Linked DNA regions of Mus musculus: region 2 is linked to region 1. The links are chromatin loops, found by intact Hi-C in ENCODE. Cell type or tissue: gastrocnemius. All regions are shown on one strand. Each heading gives the region's core, and the rest is flanking DNA. Links, peaks and the distances in the headings are about the cores only.

What was found. Hi-C counts contacts between places; a loop is a spot of excess contacts. Peaks named below come from ENCODE experiments on the same cell type or tissue, not always from the same donor. Only the 100,000 strongest peaks of a DNase experiment are listed, where the experiment ranks them.
Region 2: a loop joins it to region 1, with 1.9 times the contacts of the local background. A loop is called at or near these places in 2 of 42 quality-filtered maps.

The regions. Positions count from the first base shown.
Region 1 is chr7:46,534,171-46,537,076 of GRCm38, reverse strand. The region is part of intron 9 of Sergef (secretion regulating guanine nucleotide exchange factor); the gene reads left to right. Among named protein-coding and RNA genes, the nearest start is that of Sergef, 100 kb to the left of the region's middle. In gastrocnemius, for the core only: a CTCF peak has its summit at 1,500; a DNase peak (open chromatin) is centred at 1,536.
Region 2 is chr7:46,421,676-46,424,581 of GRCm38, reverse strand. The region is part of intron 1 of Kcnc1 (potassium voltage gated channel, Shaw-related subfamily, member 1); the gene reads right to left. Among named protein-coding and RNA genes, the nearest start is that of Kcnc1, 27 kb to the right of the region's middle. In gastrocnemius, for the core only: a CTCF peak has its summit at 1,591; DNase peaks (open chromatin) are centred at 426 and 1,598; H3K27ac peaks cover 1,681 bases.

The DNA.
Region 1 (2,906 bases), core at 195-2,694:
GGGGAGTTGTAGGTAAGGTACAAGGAGATACTTTAATGGGGACAGGGCATCGTGTGCTGGCGAGAGCTGTAGCGGAGGAGTAGTCAGCCTAGAATAGTGGTGGTGGGGTGAAGGGACTGTGGCAGTGACCGAGACCAAGTTGAGCAAAGGTTGTGGTAGTGATATCAAATAACGGATTCCGACATGCAGGAAGTGGCTTCATGTAGCCTCTGATGGGTCTGTCAAACCCAGAGCTGTTCTGCCTCACCCTGCCATGTCTCTGCCTCCCTGTCTCCATGTTCTTCCTTCACCTGACACTTGCTTCTTGGCTGGTTCTGCATGCCCAACCACCCTGGCCTGCGCAGTCCTGAGGAGAGAGGCTCAGTGTTCTGTGGTATCCCTTCCACGTGTGCCTCTCAGCATCCCTGCAGTTCATCCTCACTCCTGTCTCAGCAGCAGGGGTACTGGGGACAAGGTGACCTCACAGCCAGAGTTGCCAAGTTGTCTAAAGAAAAGCAAGGAGAGACACACTGCTGCTTTGCATTGCTAGACTAAATTTTTCAACAGAAGGGCAAGAACGGGCTACTCCTTCCTGCCCAGAGAAAACAAGGTCTGGTGTGGGTAACCATACAAGGTGGTGCTGGGAGGACAGGGCTGATGCCCTCAGCCTTTTATGGACTCAAGTGGAGCACTGGCATTGGAGTTGCCCCCACCACCACCCACCAGGGTCCATCCAGCCTCTTCATCTGATGAAGGCTTCGAAATGTCTAGAGTTCACGTGGTTTGCCCAAGGTCACAATAAGCGGGCAGCCAAAAGGGAACCAGAAAGGAAGTCTCTGGCTCTGTTCTTTCATGGGGCCCAGTGACAGTTCATGATTCTTTTTTCTGTTTTTCTTTTTCTTTTGTCATAAGTTTGACAGTTTGACAGTCTGGAGAATAAGACTCACAGTCTGTTTTAACAACAGTCAAGCTCGATATTCCCTGTCGTGCTCCCCCCCCCGTCCCCCCCCCATCCCCCGTCCCCCCCCCCCTCCCGTCCCTCCATAGGAATAGTTTGCCCAAGGTCACAGCGTGAGGGAGGGCAGTGCAGCCTGCAGACCTGAAGTCTAGTCCTTCTCTGCACATTCAGAGGCTCTTCCAGGGCTCTGGATCTAGAGAACTTGGGCTGAAAAGTCTCCTCCTTCAAGTGTCTTACAACCACAGTCGGCTTCACCAGCCCCTACCTCATGCCCCCCCCCCCACCCCCAGCCCCTTCCTCGGTCCTGTCTTTTCCTTGTGTGGCCGTGGAAACTGCGTCAGCTTAATTAGGCTGCTCGGTGCAGTACTTTTCCACTGAGTTTACTAGGAGCCGTGGATTTGTTGTAACAAGCTGCACTGCCGGCTGCAGTATCTGATTGGCATGCCAGGAGCATCACCAGTGAACAGCTAAATAGAGATGGGGAGGAAAGTGGGTCAGGAAGCAGGCCTCACTTGAGCTCGCTCGGTACCTGCAGAGGCTGCGGAAGGCAGCGCAGAGGCGGCAGGTGGCCACAGCATGGCACTGTCTCCCACAGCCTGAGCCTCAGCGCCGAGCACCCTGCCCCCACCAGCTCAATGCTGCAGCTCCCCTCCCCCTCTGCAGGTGCTTGCTCCTGTGGCCAATTTGCCTTCTGCTTCCTCTGTGGATGGACAAAGCTGTTATACCTGACAACCTGGGATGGGGGTGGCTTTTGGCTCAGAAACAATGCCAGAGAAGGGTTCAGTTGGAATCCTTAGCCACTGGCTTTCTAAACCATCAAGGCTTTTGGATTCCCAGGACTAGTACTGTAATGAGCTGGCTAGCTGGGTTTGATAGGGGTACACAGTGGAATATGAGCAGAGGGGCCGGTAGTGTTCCTCCTATTCCCATGTTTCCGCCTGCCCCTTCCTTAACTCTCTCCCTCCTCTCCCCCAATTATGTCACCTTCTTGTGCTGAGCTCCCAGAGAGAGAAGTGAGTGATTACGCCAGAGGGGACTAGGGGAACCTTCTTGAAGGCATCGAGGACTCGGTCAAGAGAAGAAGAGATGGAGGAAAACTGGTCAGAGCTTGCCGTGCAGATCTCAGGACTGCCTTGTGGAGGCCGGTGGCCTCCGTGGTAGCATAGAACTGGAGTCTGTCTCAGAATGGGAGGCTGCCTGGAACCATAAGGATCTGCTATCCACACTGCTCGGTGTAGAGATAGGCAAGCTAAGGCATAGACAGAAAAAGTGGGCCTGCCCTGTGCTGTTAGAACCACATCATGCCTTGTTTCTAATGCCGCTCGCTGGGAGAACATCAAGTCCCCTTTGGCTTTTTAGTCCTGTGTGTGAAGTCAGGAGCTTACCTGATGTTCTTCACCCATAAGCCACACGTTAGGGAAGGAACACTAGGCTCAGTTAACCTAGGGTCTCAGGCTCACTCAAATCCCATTTCTATAATGCTATCCTTCCTCTGCCCCAGTCCAGTACCTCAGGCCAGTGTGCACGGTTCCCTTAGCCATCGGGTTTCCTTGAATAATACTTGTGAGCAATGGGCCTCATCTCAGTGTGAGGGCCGATTCTCAGAACTGAAAAACCCCTGGTGGAAAGAACCAGGACTGTTGTGCTTGTATGCAGTTCTGAGAGAACACTGGGCTCGTATTGTTGAGAAATTGTTTTCAATAATTTCTACTTAAATTTACTGAAATTCACTTTAATGACCACCTTTGTTAGAACACTTCCACTCTGCACAGCACATCTTTCCCTTTGGAGGAGAAATCAGAGGGTGGAATAAAGCCAGTCTGCCTGACAGATCCTTTGGAGAGTTTTAGTTCAGCATGGTGTCTTTGGACTAAGTAATGAGACACTGAAATGAAGGACCGTGTGCCCATTTCCTGATAGATGTACCAAATGAACCATCCTGATAGGCTCTTTCAAGGCCAATATGTTG
Region 2 (2,906 bases), core at 171-2,670, 110 kb after region 1:
ATCATTGTAGTGGAATTGGTGAGCCCCGCCAAGCGAGAGACCCTGTCTCCAAAAAGTGAGAGTAACTAAAGAAGATACCAGAAATTAATACATGCAACACACACAAGGCTAGCATGGGGAAACCCCTGCTTATCAAGGCTCGAGGTGCAGTCTGGGTCCCACTGCACTAACAGTGGAAGCTAGAAGGTAGGAAGCAAGAGCCAGACAGAGCCAGACAGAAAGACTCCATCAGGAAGTACCCTGATAGACTCCCTGACCTCTGCCTTCTCAGCCTCTGCTTCTACAAAGCCAAACCACTACTAAGCAAGCACAGGGCCCCAAAGACCTCTCTCTGGGCATGTGTGGATCCTTCCTGGGCTGTGGAAGAAGCGACTTCTGGAGTGCTGAGACACCCCAGTGTTCCATTAAGCTTAGACTAGCAGGAAAGCAGCCAGGACCCAGCCAAAGCCAAAACAGCTCATCCCTTTGCCAGACCCAAGGTTGGGAGGAGAGAGGAAAAACTACCAAAGTTCCAGGATCTACTATGTATCCTATCTTGGTAGAACAGGCAGTCATATCCCTACCGTGTCTAAAAGGAAAGGCGAGAACAAAGGTTTGGGGACTAAGCCAAGGGCTTCAAAGAGAATAAGGGAGTTGAGACAGCCCTGCTTATCAACTCAGACAATAAGCTCTCTCACCACCAAGCTGCCTGAGTTTTACTGAGAAGCCAGCCCTGGATCGAATGTTGACTATGGCTCCCTCTTCCCAGACCCCCTAAGAGCAGGCCATGCTGTCCCATGTAGCTCATGAAGGGCAGAGGTGACTAGATCCAACTAGATGTGATTGCGGCTACACCTTTGTGGATCTTAGACTCAGTTGCTCTGGAGCAGAAGCAGCCCTTTGAGGATGGACCAGTGATGAGATTATCCTTGGGTGGTCCAGTCTGCATCCTATGTAGCCTTCAGCCTTTGCTGAGCCCTTGGTAGAAAAGACCTCATAGTAGTCAGAATTATGGAGCACAGCTAAGACCAGGGTGGGGAAGTGGTGGTGGCAGGGCGACACACACAATCACGGTGATTATTGACTCCAGACAAAGAGGCAAGCTCTTCCTGATAGGCCCGGGACAGCAAGTTTGAGAGTAATGCTGGTGTTATCGTCCACAGGGCAAGCGCTGGGACCTGTGCCCTATATGAACTGTGTGCCAAGTCACCCACAGACCATGGATTCAATAACCCAGAGTACACGCTTAGCCGATGTCCTAAGCTCAGACACGAGGGCATAGGTGTAGAGAATATAGCTCAGTGCCTGGACCACACAAAGAAGACAAGAGCCAACTCACAAAGACTTCAACACAGTATGCTACCTCACACCAACCTGTCACACCCCGGTAGTATGCACACAGACAAATCATGTGTGCACACCCAGAGCAGCACATGAAGTAGTGCTGGAACCACATAGCGCGCGCGCGCGCGCGCACACACACACACACACACACACACACACACACACACACACACACACACAGCCCAGGCACTTCAGCCTTAGGCACCCTCCTACCCTCCTGGCAGTTTCCGCACAGCTCTCTGCCTGTCTCCACCCCATCCCCGCTAGGGGGCGACTGAGTTTCCCACAGCTCGGGCAGCTCAGTCTGTCTTGCCTCTCTGCCCCCTCAGCCTTCCCTGCCACCCTCAGACTGCCATTCCCGTGATGGTGGCTCCTTTATCCATTCTTTTCCCAGAGCAGCTGAGCCCCACCATAGTCAGGACCAGGTCAGCTGATCCCTCCTGGGACTATGACGTGAGGATGAAGAGCTCTGTCAGGTAGCCCAGAGGTAGCTGGCCCCCAACCTGGCCAGCGAGGTGGCTGCCTTGTAAAATTCAGGACACTCAGCGGCAACTGCTTGATGGTGCTACACAAACACAAGCTGGTAGTTTCTGGCTCTTTTTATTTTATTTTTTTCCCCCAGAACCAAATCACAAACCATGAGACCCACCAATTGTGTTCTAGAAAGTGGTAGCCATAGCAACAGAGCAAGGCATCCCATTTCTATGGTAACCAGGATGGTGAGGCTGTTGGCTGTAAAGTCAGACAAACCTACTAGGGATCTGTTGACTTAAGATGTTTTAGAAATCACCAAGTTATTTTTATCACAGCCCCACCCCTGAAACCATAAATTGGAAAGGCAACCTACTATCTATTGAAATGACCAATATGTGCTATGACTTCCACTTATGAATTATTTATGCCACGCTTGCCTTTAGAAAAAAAATGTGCTTGCCTTTCAGAGCTGTTCAGGGGTTCGCCATGGGGATCTGCATTTCAGGAACAGGCTCTGGTCAGAACACACGACAGAGACTGACATGACGCTCAGCCACTCACTTGCTGTGTGACCTTGACCAGTCCCAGTCTCCCCTCCCTCAACCACGAAAGTGAGAGCTAGACTTGCTGCGGGGGATCAAGGTTGCAGGCAGTAGGAGCCCATGATGGCTAATCAGGCCCATGTCCAGGCTTCAGGCTCCCAGAAACTGCAGGTCAGGTTTTCTGCCTAATGGGATCCACCCCCACGGTGGCGCATAACACCCATTGAAGTCAGTGATGCAGAGCAGACAGGAGAGCCAATTGTCTTAAATAAAGTGTCAGTTGAGTTGGGTTTAGAAACTGAATTAGTCTCATCTGGACTTCCTTAGGTTGGGTACGTCCACAGTGTACAGGGCTACAGCCTTGGAGAGCTCGAATCCTTTCCATTTGTTTGTTTTATCTACAGCCTCCAGCAGTAAGCCCAGGGAGGCCCCAGTGCTCTGATGGGTCCTGACGCCTGCTCCTGCTCCCCACTCCTCCCTTGCTGGCACCTGCTCAGGGAGCAGTAGGCGGAAGGAGCTCCCTGCAGGGCTCTGAGATGGTAAGAGCTGGGGAGTGTGTGTGCATGG